4 separate regions of the Homo sapiens genome follow, and regions 1, 2 and 3 are each linked to region 4. Evidence: chromatin contacts called from ENCODE Hi-C or POLR2A ChIA-PET data. All regions are on one chromosome and are shown on one strand. Each heading gives the region's core, a stretch centred on a gene start or an enhancer-like site at or near the end of the contact. The rest is flanking DNA. Distances are from core to core; before and after follow the strand shown. Region 1 holds the start of CREB5 (cAMP responsive element binding protein 5). Region 2 overlaps CREB5 (cAMP responsive element binding protein 5). Region 3 overlaps CREB5 (cAMP responsive element binding protein 5). Region 4 overlaps JAZF1 (JAZF zinc finger 1).

The links. A loop is a pair of places that touch in the nucleus more often than their neighbours do. ChIA-PET counts read pairs that join two places held with the same protein, here RNA polymerase II (POLR2A). Pooled maps may share reads with other maps.
Region 1: a pooled map shows a loop between it and region 4 (4-fold over the local background). The contact joins the promoter of CREB5 here to the enhancer-like site in region 4. A Hi-C loop is called at or near these places in 1 of 37 single-sample maps with no recorded cell type and 13 of 50 pooled maps. POLR2A ChIA-PET finds 5 or more read pairs at or near these places in 1 of 52 experiments (H1).
Region 2: a map with no recorded cell type shows a loop between it and region 4 (12-fold over the local background). The contact joins two enhancer-like sites. A Hi-C loop is called at or near these places in 18 of 37 single-sample maps with no recorded cell type and 6 of 50 pooled maps. POLR2A ChIA-PET finds 5 or more read pairs at or near these places in 1 of 52 experiments (T-cell).
Region 3: a loop to region 4 is called in a map with no recorded cell type, with 7 times the contacts of the local background. The contact joins two enhancer-like sites. A Hi-C loop is called at or near these places in 3 of 37 single-sample maps with no recorded cell type and 2 of 50 pooled maps. POLR2A ChIA-PET finds 5 or more read pairs at or near these places in 1 of 52 experiments (T-cell).

The regions. Positions count from the first base shown.
Region 1 is chr7:28,410,086-28,414,765 of GRCh38, reverse strand. It overlaps CREB5 (cAMP responsive element binding protein 5), which reads right to left and starts at 2,248. Exons shown (of 11, transcript NM_182898.4): 1 at 1,849-2,248. The coding sequence starts at 1,851. RefSeq lists an enhancer at 2,162-2,251.
Region 2 is chr7:28,477,956-28,482,568 of GRCh38, reverse strand. The region is part of intron 1 of CREB5 (cAMP responsive element binding protein 5); the gene reads right to left. Among named protein-coding and RNA genes, the nearest start is that of CREB5, 68 kb to the right of the region's middle. Within about 2 kb of position 1,393, at least 2 of the 41 ENCODE cell types and tissues checked have a DNase peak (open chromatin) inside an H3K27ac peak, as active enhancers do.
Region 3 is chr7:28,506,359-28,511,223 of GRCh38, reverse strand. CREB5 (cAMP responsive element binding protein 5) reads right to left here. Exons shown (of 11, transcript NM_182898.4): 4 at 3,487-3,608. Among named protein-coding and RNA genes, the nearest start is that of CREB5, 96 kb to the right of the region's middle. Within about 2 kb of position 1,368, at least 7 of the 41 ENCODE cell types and tissues checked have a DNase peak (open chromatin) inside an H3K27ac peak, as active enhancers do.
Region 4 is chr7:28,153,136-28,158,236 of GRCh38, reverse strand. The region is part of intron 1 of JAZF1 (JAZF zinc finger 1); the gene reads left to right. Among named protein-coding and RNA genes, the nearest start is that of JAZF1-AS1, 25 kb to the left of the region's middle. Within about 2 kb of position 2,518, at least 3 of the 41 ENCODE cell types and tissues checked have a DNase peak (open chromatin) inside an H3K27ac peak, as active enhancers do.

The sequences.
Region 1 (4,680 bases), core at 999-3,498, 260 kb before region 4:
ATTTGTGATTCTCAACAATGGAATACTAATGGATACTCAAAAAACACTAATTGCTCATTTTTTTCCTAATTACGAAATGTAATAATTCTTTAGTGAAAACATTAAACATGATGTCATTTTTAAAGTGCCAGACTTTGTATTTAAAGCATTGCCACAAAATAGATAGCTTACTTATTTTACAAATAGCAACACAAAAAGGGTCTTCTGTGTCTTTAAGTCTGTTTAGCATATCTGAAAGTGCTTCTTCCTCACACTTAGATATTTAAGGCAATTGCCCCCCAGTTTATTACCTTATCTCAATTGTATAATTTTCTTAAATAGAATTCAGAGAAATAGTCATAGATTTAAATTTTTAAACACTAATTAAGCATTGGTTGATTCCCATAATACAGCTGGTAGTCAAAGTGGACAAGATAATGAATTGACTGAGATCACTGTTCCATCTTCATCCAAGAAAGCTGCCTCTAAAAAAAAAAAAGACCTTAAATTGCTGTAGAAATCCAATTTGTAAGAAGCAAAAGAAGCATATAGATGGGAAACACCAGCCAGGATCACATTAATTTTGTGACTAACTGCATTGCTTAGAAGAAGAAGAAGGAGAAGGAGAAGGAGAAGAAAGAAAAGATGACAAAAATAATAAGTCCACTCAAATCCCAATTTTAATCCAACAACATAACCAGAAGAAAATGAACTACAAATACAAAGTTCACATCTTAGTGATCTAGTGAACACTACACACCGACAAAATAATTTTTAGCTTAGTAAGAAGTAAACTCCAATGACAAGAAAATATTATAGGATTGTGATACCTCATTGCTAAAAAGTAGATTATAGTAAGAAATTGGGAGTCTAGGAACTTGCCATCATGGAAACTCCATGATTGATTGGTTTTGAATGTGCAGGTGTGGGAAACTGACAAATCATTGTAACAAAAATCTTAAACTTACTAGAATTGAAAATCTATGCAGGAAAAGTCTCTGTGACAAACTACCATTCATTTAGCCACCTATTCAAATAAAAGCTGTGACATAACAGAGATCTAGAAATAAGGGCATGGTTTCCAATTTTTTGTTGGAATGTTCTAATAAACTATCTTCTCAGGTATCAACTATATAAGGTCACGACTGACCGCTAATTGACAGGCAATTTATCGGCACCAGCAATTTACATTAAAAATAGTGGGCTTGGAGATATTTTCAAATATGTTTACTATGAGTTAAGTTGAAAAATAAAAACCACTATAATCAGTAAGGATTTAAAAATAAGAGATCCATATAAAATGCTATAAGCAAAGGAAAATGAGAAACATTTCTGGGGAGACACAAGTGAGTTTTATTATACTTCTTCTTTTAAGTTTTAGAACTAAAGTAATAGTTGATATTCAACCCATAGAATCATCCTTCAGGGGCATACACATCTAGGTTTGAATGCGGAAAACTGTTTTATTGTTTTTTTTTAATTTTTAGGTTTCTTTTTCAAGAACTTTCTTATTAAAACTTAAATACTTATTGAAGTGATTCATGAAACCTCACAGAAAGGGGAATTCATGCTTGACACATTACTTAACATGCTCCATAGCTTCCCCACTGTAGTTCATATGCTTCTGAACATATTTTACCTGGGAAATAATAGTCTTATTCACACACACACACACACACACACACACACACACATCCTTCCACATAAAATGCTATAAGTCCCAGGAAACTGACAAAAGCAACATTAAAATTTTGTGCAAAATCTAAACTCCATTTCTGAATTCCATCTATGAAAATACAACATTGGTTCTATTTAACTAAGTGCAAAGTTTTCTCTCTGTTTAATATGCATAATAAACATCATCCTTACCATTATCTGTAGAATAAAAGCAGCAACGTGTTGCTTCCTGCAGTCACCAAATCAAGTTTTTTCTTCCTTTCTTTCTAGTAACTTCTGTTTCACCAGCAAGATTAGGAAGAAAATAAGTCTTGAGTATTTGCCTCAGTATTTCAGACCAGAAGATAGTGAAACTAGCTTTTAGTAAAAAGAACAGGTCTGGTATTTTACAATTACTTCTGCAACCCAGAGGTACCTCCTAGACTCTGGTACCTCCCTCGTTCTCTAAGTTTCTTTTAGTAATGAGACTAATTTTTCCAGTAGTCTTGAACTCCCTAGATTTAACTGACATGGAAAATGTGACTAAAAATTTGTGGAACTGTCTAGCCTCCAACCCTACACAGAATCAACTTTGTTGTAAATGTTGAAGAACACCTCGCAAGCAGCTACATGCTCAGTTTATACTCCTGCGCTACGCAGCAGAGAACACCAAATAACAGTGCGCCATCTAGTTAGCAAGCTGCAATCTCCATGCTAGAAGGGGGGACACTTTCAAACCCTGGGAGTTAAGAACTTGTCAGGGTTCAGCTGCTCTAAAGGTCCAATTGTTTGTTTAAATAAAAAAAAATATCGCTACTGAGATAATCCACATCTAGTGGATATGGGAAAATTTAGGTTATAATGGCACTACAAACTTTTACATCTAACTTTGATTTACAAGATAAAAGCAAGTTTTAAATTAAAAGGGCTTTCTGTTAATAGAGCTTATTATTCTGAAGACGGGAATGATTTTCTTCGAAAGTTGTCCCTGGGTGCATGCCTATTATCTTTGCTTTTCCCCTTCCACTAATGAGCATTTATCTAAAGAGCCTGTTAATCCTCTGATGTGTGCTTCTGGTCAGAGGTAACAGTTTGAATAAAACCACTAATCACTGATCACTAAATCACTGATCATTAATCACACTTTCCAGTGCCCATGACTGGGCCATTTTTTTTCCTTTAAGTCTATGCATCACAAACAAGAAGTTCAACATTTTCGATGCACATATATTGTGTGGAGGTTACACTATTTCATCTCTAGATGTGAATAAATACTAAATCCTGCCACAGACTTGGGGAAGGATGTCAATTAGACCCCAGACAGGAGTTTCACAAATGCCTACCCTACAGCATGGCTTTCGCTTTGAAGAAAGTAGATCTAATTATAAGAAAACATGTGTTCTTCAAGAAATTCCCACATATTTGCAATATAAACTTTTCTTTATTTAGTTTTCACCAACTCCAAATCAGGGACCACTCCAATCCCCTCTCTCCCTCTATCCAAAACTCTGTTAATACTTTTTTAAATTTAATTTCTGCTGCACACCTCCCTCACGCCCCCACCCCCCCACCCCCCACACCGAGGGTTCTTTTTACTTTGATCCCTTGCAACAAGTCATACACAGGGTCTTTATTTCAACTGCCAGATACGGAGGTTCTGACTCAGTTCAATGACTTACGTATTCGACTTCCTCTTTCAACATAGAAACTTAAGGTTAAGAGCTAGAAACTAACGCACGCAGCAATTTATTGTATGGAAGTTTAGGTTCAACGACTCACATTCCCTCACTTTGGAAATGAAACGTTTAGTCTTGATCCTTTCAGCTAAACCTGATTTTGTCAGCATCCCTCTTCTGCTAAAGGGCAGGCACTACGTAAAGTGAAATACTTTGTTTGCAGTGGGTGTATTGCTTTCCTAAGTCACCACCACGAGGACAGAGTATTATCATAACGCTTGCAAACATTTCCTGATTTGCCTTTTCTATCAGGACTAAGCATTTTCGCCCTAGAGGAGAAGGCTTACTGGTGCCTTTCTTAAATAATACAAAAGGGCGGATTGCGCGCTGATCAGGTACAGTGGTCCCCTCAGACCCCAGAAGCTTTTACCCACACTCCAGGGACCGTGCTCGCCCCAGGGAAAGCTGTAAAAAGGCGGGGGCGGGGCTAGAGTGATAACGGTGTAGACGGGGGAGTGGTGGAGAGGGAGGGGCTGGGAAGAGAGGGCAATAAAGATGCCCAGGGAGCCGGCGATTGCACGAGTGTGTTGTGGGGAGGGTAGGGGGATGCAAAGCAGAGTTGCTTTGTCAGCATTCTAAGCTCCTGAACCCTTGAGGAGCTCAAGCCGTTAATCAAACACTTACTGGCCTGCAGAATGACGTAATGGACCTGTATCCAGTCTTTATTCCTTGACACATGTCAGAGAAGGAGGGAAAAATAAAAATCAAACACATTCTGCAGACTGACAACGAAATATACAAGTAGCCCGCTCCAGTCCCCGGCCTTGAGCAAGCATCAAGTGGGGGCGGCACCGGTCCAGGGAAAGTTGGGGATGGGGGTGAGAGTGTGGACAAGGTCTAGGGCTTTATCTACCAGACGCCCCTTAAAAATAAATCTATGGCAAAGAAGAAGCGGGATGCAGCTGCTGAGAGAAAACATCTCCTTGGTTCCTTCCTTCGCATCTTGCCCCTCTAAGAACTTCGTGAAAAGTTCAAGTGATTCTGCCGAGAATCTGCCGCAGGGGGAGACTCCGCCGCCAGGTCTTGGGAATTGCCTGGGCGCCGCCAAAGCTCGAGCCGGAGCTGTCATTTGGGGCAGCGGCCGGGAAGAGGTAACGATGCCAGCAAGAAAGCAGCGGAGGCAGGAGGCGGCCGGAGGAGTGGACTGGAGCGGACGGAGCCTCGCCGCTCTCCAGCCCGGAGCGCCTGGAGCGAAAGCCAAGCGCCCTCCGAGGGCGACCTCCCCTCCCCGGGCGCGCGCCCACCCGCTGCAGCCGGCAGCCCGGCGGGAGAGGTGGCAGCTGCAGCTCCGCACCGGGGAGAGCGAGCC
Region 2 (4,613 bases), core at 144-2,643, 330 kb before region 4:
GGAGGAAACTGGACCTTCCTGAAATACCAAAAACAGCTGGAAAACAGGAGCACCTTGAGTCAGTCACACTGTATGACACTCCACATCAATCCTGCTTTCTTCCTAGGAACAAATGTTGTTTATTAATTATATTAGTTAAGGCCATGGCCAATTTGCACTTCGTGTTTCTGAAACAAAGCAAATATTTATCTCAATACATCTGTCAGAAGGGCAAGGGGACACACACAATAATAACCCAACACACATTCACCAAAAACACACTCTCGATTTATTTTCTTCAAAGATGCCTGGTTCTACTTTCAAAGCAAGGATGCAGGTAGGTTATCCCCACATGTGGCTAGCTGTTGGGAAGGAATTGCATATGCAATTTGGAGCTAAGAATTTCTTTCTTTGGGAGGGATATTGCATCTTTCATTATCTTATTTGCTCATCTGCAAAACAGTGCCATTGTAGTAAAACACTGTAGAACAGGACCATTCAAAGAGGTATTATGTGAAAACATAACTATTGGAAGCTAACTGTAAATTAAGAGAAAAGTAAGTCCTCTGGATTTCAAATATATCTTTATTTTTCAAACCTGAATATTGTAACTTTCCACAGAAAAATAAACACCTTGAATTTCAGTCCAAGAAAATCAATTACTTTGTGTTTGTCTTGGTATCTTTCTGTGTGTCTGTGTGTGTCTCTCTCTCTTTCTGTGGGCATCTTCCCTCTGTCTCTTTGCATGTCTATTTCTCCATGTGTGCCTTTCTCTCCTCTCTTTGTGTGTTTGTCTCCTTATGTCTGTCTGTCTGTCTCACACAGACACATGCATATACTCATTTTATCAGTAGTGTTCTTACCAGCGTTACTGGTGAAAGGATCTTGTGGTCTTGTTTCCTGTTGCAGTGTTATTCTTGAAGCGGGCTGCAGTCAGAATCTGAATTTCATTGGGCTATTATTATTTGCAGCTGTGTGACCTTTTTAACCCTGCTTTAAAAGTGACATTTCAGCCCTCAAGCTTGAAACGCCTGAATGCTACAAGGTTTTCAAACCAGAGATTTACACAGGGAACAAGACCAAGAGTGGGGCTGTACCTTATAAGTGAACATTTCACCAGAACTTGGCGTGAAGAGGGTGTGTTCCTGGGCAGTTTAGAGCCAGTAGTCTCCCCCAGAAGGCCTGAACTTGACACATAACACTGCGGTTAAATATTACTATTCTGTTCAAACCAGAAGAATATCCCTGTTCTTCAAAGATATTTGCCATCCCCTGGTATCCCAAAAGCTCAGAATCCTACAACCTGAATCACAGCCCCCTTTGGGATTGCGTCACACTTTATATTATGCTTAGAGGCTGTCAGAAGTTCCCTTCCAATGAGGCCCACTGCTCCCAGGAGGAAGGATTTCCAAACAGCTTTTGTCTCTGGAAACTAACCCGGGTCTTACTTCCCAGAGGGGGCCGTAACAGGAGAGAGTGCTGGGGGCTCACGTCCTCTCACGTACTTCTGCAGAGGTTTGTGGTTTTATTTATGTGGCGTTTATGCTGTGTATAGGAAAACATTCCAGTGGGATTGGGTTTTCATATGTTAGATTCCTCTTTCTTTCTTTTTTTTAAATTTTCCATATGTTTCTTTAGATAGGAGGTCTTTGTTCAAAGTTACTGGCTAATTCTGATTTTTGTTTCACATAATCCTGTCTTATAGCTTTCCTCTCTATGGGTTCAATAGTTCAGAACATACTTGGTAATAAGCACTTGTGTGAAGCATGAGAGGTGCAATGTTGAGTAAGTCGCTGAATGCGTATGAACCGCATTTAGGTCCTTGTCCCCTTGTTACCATGCAGTACAATATACTTTCTTGCAGAAGACATCACATCTCTAAAACAAAAGTTTATTTGACATGTGTGTGGTTAACAAAATACAAGTGTAGAGATTCTTAGGTTTTGAAGGAAATATTGAATGTAACCAAATAATTTAGCTTGTTTCTAATGGGACTAAACATATAACCTCAGAAAACATGCTGACTGGTGGCAAACTCTCTTCCTTTTTACCTGCTCTCACTGTGCACAAAAAGGAAAGAAAACAAAAAAGAAAAATTAGAACAAAACATAGCCAAGGTTTAGGTCGACCCTGTCATCTCTATTTTTCCAGAAAAGAAAGTATTTCATTGTCATTTAAAATAACTGCCCCCATGAACTCCTGAGAGAAAAGACTATGATAGCAACGAAATTCAGTGCAAAACTGGATCTATTCTTCATACTGGTGGAAAGCAGCTTGCCTTTTGGAAAATCTAAGAAAAAGGTCAGCAGTATAGTTTTCTCTTCTCCCTTTGTGCCCTACTACAGTAAAATTTGCCTCTTTAGAATTGGAACACGTTCCCAAATGGTACTACTCTGCCTCTAGATAGATACTTTTTAATGCAGTTTGAGTGCATTTGATTTTTAAACAATTTTCATGTAAAATAAATATCTTTAAATATTCTTAAGAGTCACAACTTTTTAGTCTAGTCTTAGTTTTCTTTTCACACATGCAGATGATTTTTATTGGATAATGTGGGGGGGGGGAGGTTTTGGATTTTTATTCTAGATAAGTATCTATATCTTCAGCAACAATATACATTTGGTCCACCCAATGTACGGGCTGAAGTCATACTCAAAACATCTGAAAATGTGTCTTTTTCTGCATGAATGTGAGCTACCACATGTGAGACTGCATCAAGCCCAGTGATGCCCAAGCCAGACCACTCTGCTTTCGGCGAAACCAGGAAGAGACTATTTCATCTTACTATTAACTCCTATGATTACCACTACTGACTTCCTCTTGAAAGACATTTGAGAATGATGGTATCATACTGGGTGCTTTTTTCCCACGACCCCAGCAGAAAGCTGGGGCATTCCCAGGTTGTATTCTAAAGTAGCCAGCAGTTGTGTTCTGAGCCTGAGACAGCTCACGATGTCCGTTGAACACAGGGTAAAAATATACCGAAGCCTTGATTCAGATTCCTCACACATTCTGCTTCAAATGTCAAGTGTGTGAACATTTGACAGTACTAGGAGGTCACTTAAAGGCCATGTTAAGGCAAAAATCTCATGCCATCTGAAGATTCTCTCATCATTCGAACAAGGTTCTCTTTCTAAATGTTAGCAAAAGGCACATTTCATCTGCCTGCCTAGAAAAGGCATCATTTCCTTGGGTGGCCCAGTAAGGGGATTTGGAAATACGTGAAACCAATTATTGTCTGCTATTATTAGAAGGGGGTCACCCTGGCATTTAGTGGGAAGGGGCCTGGGATATGGGATATTCTGCAATGCACAGAATGACTGGTTCTGTGCAACACTGGAGTCTCCTGATCTGATAGCCAATAGTGTGGCTTCTGCAAGAATAATTAGAGTATAAGTACCCACAACTGCCTCGCCCATGCCACCCAGTTTAGGGTAAAAGGCAGATTAAGAATAACACAACAGGATGAGTGAGACAATGAAAACAAAGACCACATACAGAAGAGGAGATGAAAGGAAGGGACTAAGTGCGTCCCCACCTCTTTATACTTTCCCAAGAGCTCTGAAAAACTCGGGCAAAGTTAAGCTTATGACAAGGCCAGATTCAATGCCAATTAAAACTTTATGAATATTCAAAAAAGTATGTGAAATTATCATTCCCTGTCAGTGTGAGGGAGGGCTGGGGTCTGTTGCCAACATTTAAGCTAAGCATAAGCATACCCTTGCAGGTTCAGTCCATAGAGGAGAGAGATGACTAAGCTGGTATCAATTAGGGTGGCTTTTTCTGGGTAAATTATCTGGTTTGGCCACCTACAGCTCCCACTGTCCAGATAACTTAACCTTTATCTACAGCAGTGTTGACTCAACAGTAGCAAAAGAAAGAGTTGCCCCAACATACAAATATATCTCCTACTCCAATGCCTTACCACTTGTGATAATTGCCTTGTTGATTTTCTATTATTACTGAGAGGACAGCTCCATCATAGAGAATGTGTTTTCCTTTCTTTTTTTATACTTAAATAGAAAACATCACAAGCTTCTAAATTCTGCTTTAACGTTGCTGGCACCATTAGCCCTCCGCTCACAGAATACTTATTAGGGAAACTTTTGCCTCTTAACCAGCTTCTCAGTAAGAAAGCTTAATCAGTCCAAAGGAGCAAAAATACACACACATATACATATTTTTTTCTTTTGGCCTGTTTTCTTATTGAGAAGTTTATATATAATATATATAAATATGTATATATATTCACACACTTTACAGGGATCCTTTCATCCTGATAAACAAGCTCAAGACTCAAAACTCATGCCTAGCTCGTATTGTACCATGAGGAGGATACTGATCTCATAAGGAAGCAACTACAAAACTCTTGGCCCACCTTTCTGCACAAGGTTCACCAGAATGAAGGATCATTAAATATGTTTAAAGTGCAGAAATAAGCCGTGTGGGGTTTTGCGGGGTTTGTTTGTTTGTCTGTTTGTTTTGAGACATGGTCTCTCTCTGTCACTCAGGCTGGAGTGATCACAGCTCACTGTGGCCTCAAACTCCAGGGCTCAAGGGACCCTCCCACCTCAGCCTCTCAAATAGTTGGGACACCACAGGTGTGCACCACCACACCCAGCTAATTTTTTACT
Region 3 (4,865 bases), core at 119-2,618, 350 kb before region 4:
CAATGCCTGCCTGACCACCCGCAGCATGCCCTGTGCCCCTTCCCTGCTATTCCTTTCTCCATCACACTTATCACCATCTGACATGTTATAGATTTTTTTTTCACATATTTATTGTTTCTCTTGCCCCCTAGAGGTAAACTACCTGAAGGCAGGTATTTTTGTTTGTTTTTTATCATCTTTATTCAGTGGTATATTCAACAATGCCTTGGACAGTGCCTGCCATGTGGTGGGCACTTGAAAATGTTTCTTGAATGAAAAATGATGAACAAAATTTCTTATATATTTCAGGATATGAACTAGTCTGAGTTCTAAGCCATTGGCAAGTTGACATTTATGATACCTGATAGTGAATTACAACATGCTTTTCTAAGGGGAAACAATTCTCTTATTAAAGATTTATGAGGTTATAAGCTTCTATTAATATGGAAATTGAGGCTATTATGGAACGTGTTGTCTGCTATGTATAGTATTAATACAGATAATGAGGGCTTTCTCCAGTGGACATAACCTGCTTACAGCCTGCGCTGATTCTATATACACATTGGGATGCTTCTGGAAAAGGATGCTGGGATTAGAGACAGAGTCTGTACAACAGACTTTTCCCCAATGGACAGCCACATGGGTCAAGTAAGGATCAATTCTCTATTTGCTCTTTAACAGAATTTTCTAGACCAACTGCAGCTAGAAGTTTTAAAGGTGGTGTGCAGAACCAGTCCAATCTTTCCAATATTTTTTGTGTAAGACACATAGAAAGTTCAAGCAAGAACTTTCTTTAGCCAAATTCTCCAGATAAATTAATCCATCTTCCACTTTACTAAAACCTAATGAGGGAACCAATGCAAGTCTAAAGACTCAGAGGAAAAGAAATCAGAAGACAACTAGAGATGTAGAATTAAAAAGAAATAATTGTCAGAATGTAGACCAAAAGGAAAAAGAAAAGAATACTAAAAAATGATAAGATAGGCACTGAATAAGAACCTGTGTTTCTGCTTTTTAAGCAGGGAAAGAAGAGCTGGGGTGGCAGGATGCCAAGGATGTTGACAGCTGGAAAAACCTGGTCAAAGGGGTAGGTAAAAGAATATTGTCAGGCGGGGGAGCATTATTCCTACTCCTCATTTCCCTGCCCTGTGACTTCCAAAGAAATGCCAGAGCCAAAGCCACCAACACAGCCGTCTTTGCTGCCAGAGGAGTCATTGTGGTTTAGCCCTCAAGACAATGCCCTCTCGTGTAACCATGGCCACCTGAGGCTGGATTTGGCCCCTCTGGTTTGAATGAGGCAAAGGAAGAAGAAGCCTCAACAGCCTGAATATTGTCCAGCTTCCCATGCGTGCAAGTGAGGCTGAGGCATGAGACGGCGGTGTCCTGAGATGCTGGCCCTAGACCATGGGGAGGCTGGCCGTTCCCCACCCACACACCTATCATGAAAGCATCACATGGCTATGAGCAACACTTAAAAGAGAGAAAATAACATGTTTCTACAGCTGCAATAGTTCCTTTTCTTACTTTGGTTGCTTAATTATTTTAATTTTTAAAATTTAATTATCTATACTCTTTTTCAACCCACAAGAAATTTAAAGCAACTCACGAAACATGTATAGCATGACAATGTTTTTTAAATTAAAAATCAGAACCAGAGAAAATATAAACTAGAACTGAAAGTCTGGTCTAGGGAGGAAGTAAAATATGCTCGTCACAATGTTCGAAAAGGTTTTCAAAGTTTAGCAGTAAACTTGGCTTTGTGTTAACCTGGCAGTCAAAGCGAAAAGAGAAACAGAACCAGTTACATGATTCTCATGTCCATAAGGAGAAAAATATTTCAGTTCCTCAGGGGAAGCAAACCATTTCCTGGAATTCAGATCTGCAAGAATTTCCTCACACAGGGCTTCATATAAGAAATCATGAATAATGCAATGGAGAATATCTAAAACCACACCCCGACCACGGGCTTCACGAAACTGTTCTTGGAAAAATGTCTTTAGTAAAATCAAGGGCACACACTTGAGGTAAAACCATTCTATCAGAAATGAAGACAATATGGATGAAATACACATCTTTCTTATAGTTCAGTTTAAGAAGCCAGCTTTGACTATCTTGAGGAATGAATGAACTTAATTCCTTAGTCTTCTACATACACATGTCTATCAAAAAAAAAATTTATTACTCAACCAAAGGAAGTTGACTAGATGATGAGAATTTCTTCCTCTCTTGCATGCTATTTTTATGGTTTTAAATATATATACATATACATTTCTATTGCAACAAAATATAGAATGCATGTCTTTTATTTTTATTAAGTTAATTTTTTAAAGTGCTCAGAACCTTATTATTTGGCTGGCAAATAATAGTTGCTATGTAAGTGCTTGTTTAAAAAAGAAAAAAGGCACTTCATATCCTTTGAGGGGGAGTGGAGGAGAGAGTCAAGCATGCATGATAAATTAATTATAAATAAGTAAAACGAGTTGACTGAGATTTTGTACCCCTCTTGTAAGCATCACTTATTTTCATGGTTTCTCCTGAAGCCATACAGGCTAAATACAAGCCCTTGACTATTATGACATGAGAATGTGACAGGAAAAATCTGGTGGAGGGGGGATTATTATAATTTCACATAGACAAGGACTAAAAGGCTTTGAAACACTTAGAGAAATATCAGAACCTTTTAAAATTTCTTTTCCGGATGGAACAGCTGGACTTCAGAATTCATTACTACCTAACTGGTCTTTCCTTTCAATCACCTTTCACATTTTGAATTTCTGTTCACAGACTGTATCTAATTTGTTTCTTAATACAATGTGGGCATTCAATAATGCTGTATAATAACAATGAACAAAATACCAAAAAGCATCCTCATCACATTGACTTGTGACCACCATCTCCTTTCATTATTCTTGTAAAGTGATTTTAAATTTCAGCACATTCCCATAAACACCGAATATATTCTTAAGGGTTTCACAAAATGATTTTCCTACATTTTTAAGAACAAATGATTCACAGTTGTACTCAACTTATTTGTCTCAGCAACAACAGATGTTCAATACTAGAACAAGGTAATATGACCAGGAAATAATTATGAATTTGGTGCAGAATGACTGGAAAGATTATCGAAAACAGACAGTTACAACATGGGCCAAAGTCTGATGAAATCCCCTCTTCTACCATGAAGATTACTCGCCTGTTCTCTCACCCATTGGCTCTATTCTTCTGCACTCACTGCTCACAAAAGGTTTGCTATTAAATACTTAGCAAAGTAAAACAGCTGATTGAGAATAGAAAAAATCTGTAAGTTTGACTAAATTTTTGATTTATCTAGCTTTGAATTCTGCCATAATCAAGGAGTAATCTTTTAAAAAAAATTAGACAAATACTCACAAATGGCTAAAATACTTCAAGGCCACATCAACACAATCTGCAGTGCAGTGCCACCTAGTTTCCTCGTGGAAGTTTCTAGCAGGACACCTCTCAAGGCGGCCATCCAAGCAAACCTACCCGCTTGCTGCTCTCCTCTTCCTGAGCCTTCCTGAACTCGTGCTCCAGGGAGCAGTCCAGCTCGCTGAAGAGGCCCACCTCCTCGCAGTTCTTCAGGAATCTCGTTGGGGTCGGAGTTTGATCTGAAAACAGAGTCGGAGAGCTCATAAATGGGTCTTTTTTCTCAAAAGCCAGTAGCAAGCATGAGCTAGATTCACTAATCCCCTCCCCTTGCCTTAATTAAAATGTCCACTAGCCATCCAGTCTCTTGGCCCTTTAAATAACATAACGATATGCAAGAAAATAAAACCGTAAATTCCGAAGCAGGAATACAGTAGACAGAAGGCTGTAGTCTGCGAGGGCTTTTGCTGAACTCCCTCCAGACAACTTCAGGAGATCTCACTCTCCACTTGTCTGAAGTCTGTACCATTTGAATACACATTGAAACATGTGGAATGACCCTTTTTCTTTCTATATTTATTTTGAACTTTAAAAAGAAAATGATTTTGCTAAAATAAGGCCAAAAAAAAATCTGACCCAATGTTAAGCCTGACTTCAGGGGGCTGGAAAGAAAAAGGATTTTGCAAATTCTTATAGTAAACAAAAAGAAACAAACAAGCATGTTAATTCATTTTTCTTAATGGAGAAAGAAAACTTAACAATTCTGTCTCTCTTTCTGAAAATCATAGAAGGATGATAAAAAGTTCCAAGTCAAACACATTCAGCTTTCATCCTTTAAAAATGTCATTATTAATTTTATTTTCCTTTGCTATAGCCAAAAAAAGAATGTTCTGCAAATGCTCTTTAAAAGGAAAAGAATTTCTTTCATATTTTTTACTTTCTACAGAGCTTTCTACTTATAAAACTGATGGAGCTGAAGCCACTATTTGTAGCTTAATATATATGCAGCATTTGCAGTTTATAAAGTATTTTCATACAATTCTTGAGAATCTAGATCTCACAAGATTCCATTAAATAGAAGGTAAGTAGAGTAGAATTGCACTTCCATCGTCATTGAGTGCAATCATCTTCCTTGGTGAAGGTGTACTTGAGTTGAGACAAATAAAATTGTGTAAATGGTCTTTTCTCAGAAACAGGAGATATTAGAAGCAGAAAGGACCACGGAAGAAAGCCTAGCCATGCTAAATTTTTGCAGATCAGAAAAACAGAGGCCCAGAGTAATTAACAGTCTTGCTTAAGGTCTCCCAGATAAATGGTAGAGACAACAGGATTATAACCAAGGCCTCAATGCTATTTCCACTGTGTACATGTATTATTCCCACCTAACCCTGTAGTAGACTGGATTAGATTAATTATGGCATTTTCCCAGCTTGATCTAGACTGTCTCAAAATCTCTGCATAGTTCTCTAAGCCATTAACCAGTCAACTGAAGAGGTGCC
Region 4 (5,101 bases), core at 1,269-3,768:
ATTAGGAAGTATCTCTCTCTCTCTCTCTCTCCCTCTCTCTCTCTCTCTCTGTGTGTGTGTGTGTGTGTTTGTGTGTGTGTGTGTGTGCGCGCGTGTTTTCAATGTGGTCTCCTTTCTCCCTAGGCCCAGAGTGCCTGCCCTCAACCAAGTTTTGAGAGGTCGAGAAGTATAATTCCCCCTGCAGGGCACATTGTGCAGGGTTCTGTTATGCAGAGATAAAGAGAGAATAGACATTGGGCAATCCCTGCTGCAGGAACCAACATGAGTGTTTATTCCTATCAGTTCTGCTACTTGAGAAACTTAGGAGGAGACCATGGGGAATTTAAGCTTACATCGGGGATTAAAAAAAAATAAAGGGGACTCTTCCATTCCTTAATTTTTTGTTCATTTTGAACAGTACTAAACTCAAACCGTGTCACACCAAAATGTGATTTTGTGTATGTAGGTGCATGAGTTAGCATTACATGCTAAGCTTCATTAACAGGGACCCTGAAATCAATTGTTTAAAAGAAGATAAAAGCTGTCTCTGTCACGAATGGAAGTAGACTGTGGTTCAGGGTGGATAGTATGTCTCCTCCACGAAGCTGTCTAAGGATGGGTTCCTTCTGTCTTGTGTCATCTTCCCATCGGGCAGGGGTTGGCAAATTGCTGCCCTTGGGACAGATTTGGCCTGTCTCCTGTTTTTGTACAGCCCGCATACTAAGAATAGCTTTTACATTTTTAAATGGTTGGAAAAAATGTGAAAATTATTTGCAACTCAGATTTCACGTCCATAAATAAAGTTTTATTGGAACACAGTCATACTCCTTATTTTTATACCGTCTGTGACTGCTTTTGTGCTGCAATGGCAGAGTTGAATAATTGTGATAGAGCTGATAGGGCCCACAAAGCCAAAAATATTCACTGTCTGGCTCTTTACAAAGGAACTTTGCCACCTTCTACTCTAGGCTGTGGTCCTGACTCAGTGCTTGAGGCCAGCCTCCTCTCACTTTGTCTGCTTATCAGCCTGTGGGAAGAGGGACTTAGTGGGCACACCTAGCTGTGGGGGTGCTGAGGAGATCAGTCTGCAGCTGGGCAGCCATTTGCCCAGCAGACACTCTGGAGGTTCTGCTATTAAAAGGAAGGAGAGAGGAGATTGAGTTACATTGAGCAGACCACCACAGGGGCTGTGTGCATGCACATGTATGTATGCTTTCAGAATCCACTGTGGTTGGTTGAAGGATATCGAAGGTCATCTTAATGGATATTGAAGACTGTCTTTATTTATACGTAGTATGGAGTCCGGTATAAACAAATATGGGAAATGTAGCATATGATGGAAGAGAAGGTATTTATCTGCCCTTTGATTCATGCATTCATTCAATGACTGTCTCATAAGAATGATTTCCCCCCTTGCTTGGTAGTGTTCTAGTTCTAGGATCTGAATTTAAATTTCTTGGTGACGTACTCTTGCTTATAGAGCAGTGGTCTCCAAGAGTGGTCTCTGGACAAGCAGCAGCAGTATTTTCTGGATTATTGTATTAGATGTGCAGATTCTCAACACTGTGTCCTCTTGCCCCACACCTACGAAATCAGAAACTATGGGGCTGAGACCCAGCAATTTGTGTTTCAACAAATTCCCAGGTAATTTCAATACACTCTTGGGAACCTCTGCTGTAGAAGATGTAGCGTTAATTCATAACTATAATGAGCGAATGGTCTTCTCTCTTCACTGAATGAACATTTTGTGCTTTCTGGGGAATCAACAAACATTTTCTCCACTTACCTAAACTTCTTATCAATAGTCTCTTGTACTCAGAAAATGTACACAAGTCAAAATAGACAAATCATATTTTGGCTCCACATTTATTCTAGCAGACAGTGGCAGACTCTGCCAAAGCCACGAAGTGACTCCCCATGCAATTGGCCAGGTGACCACCACCACCACACAGAGCAATCTCAGTCCTTGACTGGTTCCTCTGTGTGAAAAGGGGCCTCTACAGCCTTGACCCAGTGACTTTCAGATTCTGAGGAAAACAGACGCTTGATGCCTGTCCAAAGTAAACAGAGCCAAGAGAACCTTTCACAAGCCTGGTTAAGGATCGATGGTTCCACCCAAATGATTTAGATGATTTGGTGTTTAAGTATGTTGTTGCATAACTCTTGGCAGCCAGAGATACCAGTGTGCTGGAGTGAGTGGCAATTTGGATTGAATGAATAAGGTATCTATCAAGGGTGTATGTATATGTACATACCAGCTACTGTGATTTGGACATTACCTACATTAGCTTATGTAACCTCATAGACACCTTATCAGGTAGGTACCCTTATACCCTTAAGATAATTTTCCAGATCAAAAAGCAGAGGCATTGTGAGGTTAATTTGCACAAGATCATCTTCCCAGGAAGAAGCAGGGTTAGAATTTGGACCCAGGTATTTGGTTCCTATACTTCCCATGTGCGCGTGCACACACACACAGACACACACATACATTCTGTGCTGTCACAGCCTAGATGTGGTTGTTTCTCTTGGTCTCTTCTGCATGGGTCATTTCTTGTATGATAATTCTGAATTTAGGTGGAGGTTGTAGTTGCTGAATGGGCATGGGTGGCCAGGCCCTCCATACTGTGTTCAGTACCTTTGATGATTAACTCTGAAAGGGAAGAAAGGATTACTTAGTGCAGGCCAGAGAGCTGTAAAAGGTTCCTAAATTACTCATTTCCCCTCTGAATTTCTCCTCTTGCCTCGAAAACTAAAACACACTTTATAGGGGAAGAATGAAGACCGTATAACTCTGTGGCAGCACAGTTTGGTAATTAATGGACTTGTGCCTCTATCAGAAGAGTGATGTATTATTCCAGAGCCCTGTAGAATGAGTTAAACTGAGAGTGAATTATTTGGTTTGACTGATGTGTACAGTAACTGAAGATAGTTTATTAGTGGGCCAGGTTTTAATCTTCTCTCAAAATGAGTTCTCCTCATATTCTGCACAACTGCCCAGTCTCTTTCATGCCCTGAAATTGAGTAAAAGGAGAAGGTGCTAAAATGGTTGAAACAAGAAGTGAAACCTTCTGTTTCATCATATGTTCCAGAAAATATACAGTGTGTTTTTACTGCAGCCTCCTTTCCATCCCCCCTCCCAATCATTTTCATTAGTGACTGATGTGATTGCAGAGTGGTTTGGTGGGGAAAAGTACTTGCAACCAAATTTAGTAAACCGCAAGCCAATTTTATTTTTAGTTTTAGTGAGCAAGGGCAGATAGCAATTGCAAATATCTTACTGTATCTACTTCTAAGCTTTTACTTTTCTTTTTTTTTAATGTTTTGCCTTTTTCTCTCCCTAGTATGTTTTGTCTATTTTGAATATAATTGTTTTTAGGAGAAAAGGCCATTTTTTCCTTCTATCATTGAGAGCCCCCTTTTTTTTTCAATATTGTAGGCATCATCTTAGTAGGAAATAGAATATATTTATAATCAATGATGTTACAGAAATTTTGAAACTGAGAAATTAAGTACCATAATTAATAAAAGGTAGGAATAGGGAATCATAAATAATTATTTAGTATTAATTGTCAGCAGCAGCCTAAGGTTGCTCAGTGATAGATTAATAAGATCAAGCAGAAAAATAAAGGATCCCATTGGCCAGAGAATGTGAGTGGAATTCCTTTTTCACCTGTATGGCACAATGGTTGGCATTCAAGAGACATTCAGTAAATGTGGTTTGGTTAGTTAGTTGGTTGATTGTTGAATAAATGTTTGAGTCCTGCACTCACTCCAGAACATCAGACTATTGGATATGAGGTTAAGTTTGACCAGAGGATCTTGAAGAGGCTGTATAATGATCATATCTTAAGTACTAGAAGAGTCATTAGTGGTCTCAAACCCATCTGCTCTACCCATTGGAGACTTCTGTAGGGACCCTGACAGTGGCCCTCTGCCATGCTTGAACATTGTGATCACTAAGGGCTTATTTCACATCAGCTTATTTCAGGTCTATTCTGTTGCTGGACAGCTTAGATTATGGGATCAACTTGTGGGATTGTAGCAAAAGCTCATCTGCGCTTTGCAGATTCTTTCTTAAATAGTCATATAAGCCAGTTACCCTCATGGGTTGGGATGGGAGGGGGTCAGTCAAGGAGGACAGCAGTCCCCAAAACTTCGGGGAGGCTTTGTTAGGGGCCATCTTCATGTGTACCTCTTCATCCCATTATGAAAGTACCCAGGGACTGAGAATTCTTGGCATTTCCCAGTGTTCTCCCTGGATTTTTCATAGTGAAGTTTTGATAGGGACTTCTCTTAGAGTCTCATGATAATTGTTCCAGGGGGAGGGGGTAGAGGGGCAGGTAGGTGGAGGGCAGGAGAGGATACATGTTTTGCAAACAGTTCTGAGCTGCAGACATCCCAAAGCACCCCTAATAGAGGTATGGATTTCTGGGTATGGTGAGTGGTAACCCCACCGTGGTCATTGCCAGACCACATCAATTCTGATTGTCATATTCAATGAAATAAGTCTCTGTAGAAAGGCTATCAAGAAATGAAGGCTCTGGAAGCCATGAATGAGGAAGAGAAGAGGGACTGGTAATGCTTAGCTTGGTGAAGAGAACATAGTTCCAGATATGAGGAGGGCTGTCAAGAAAGAGGGAATAGGTTTGTTCAGTATGGCTGCAGAGAGTGAGACAGTTAGAATGGAGATGGCTATGGGATAGGTTTGCCTCAGGTAGAATTTCCTGGTATCGTCATCTAGAACTGAACAATCCTTTTTTTGTTTGGTTTTGTTTTGGTCTTTGCCTTTTTATTATAGTTGGGAAAAACCTGCAATCTGGTTATTAATGAAAATTTCCCCAATAGAAGTTACTCACTTTTTTGAATAATCATATTCTAAATATAGACTTTAGGAAAATAAATTTATAAAATACATTGTTGCTAATTTTTTTTTTTAGTGGAAGTGTGATGCTTTTTATCATTCGCAAAGAGCCTGATGCTTACATTTCATTAGTTTTATTTCAGCAAACATTTTCTGAGAGCCCACTTCCTGGCTGACAGTGTTAAGAACTGTATGCTCCAAGATGAGCAAACCAAGTAGTGTACCCTTGGAGAGTACTAGTGGCCCCACACTGCTCAT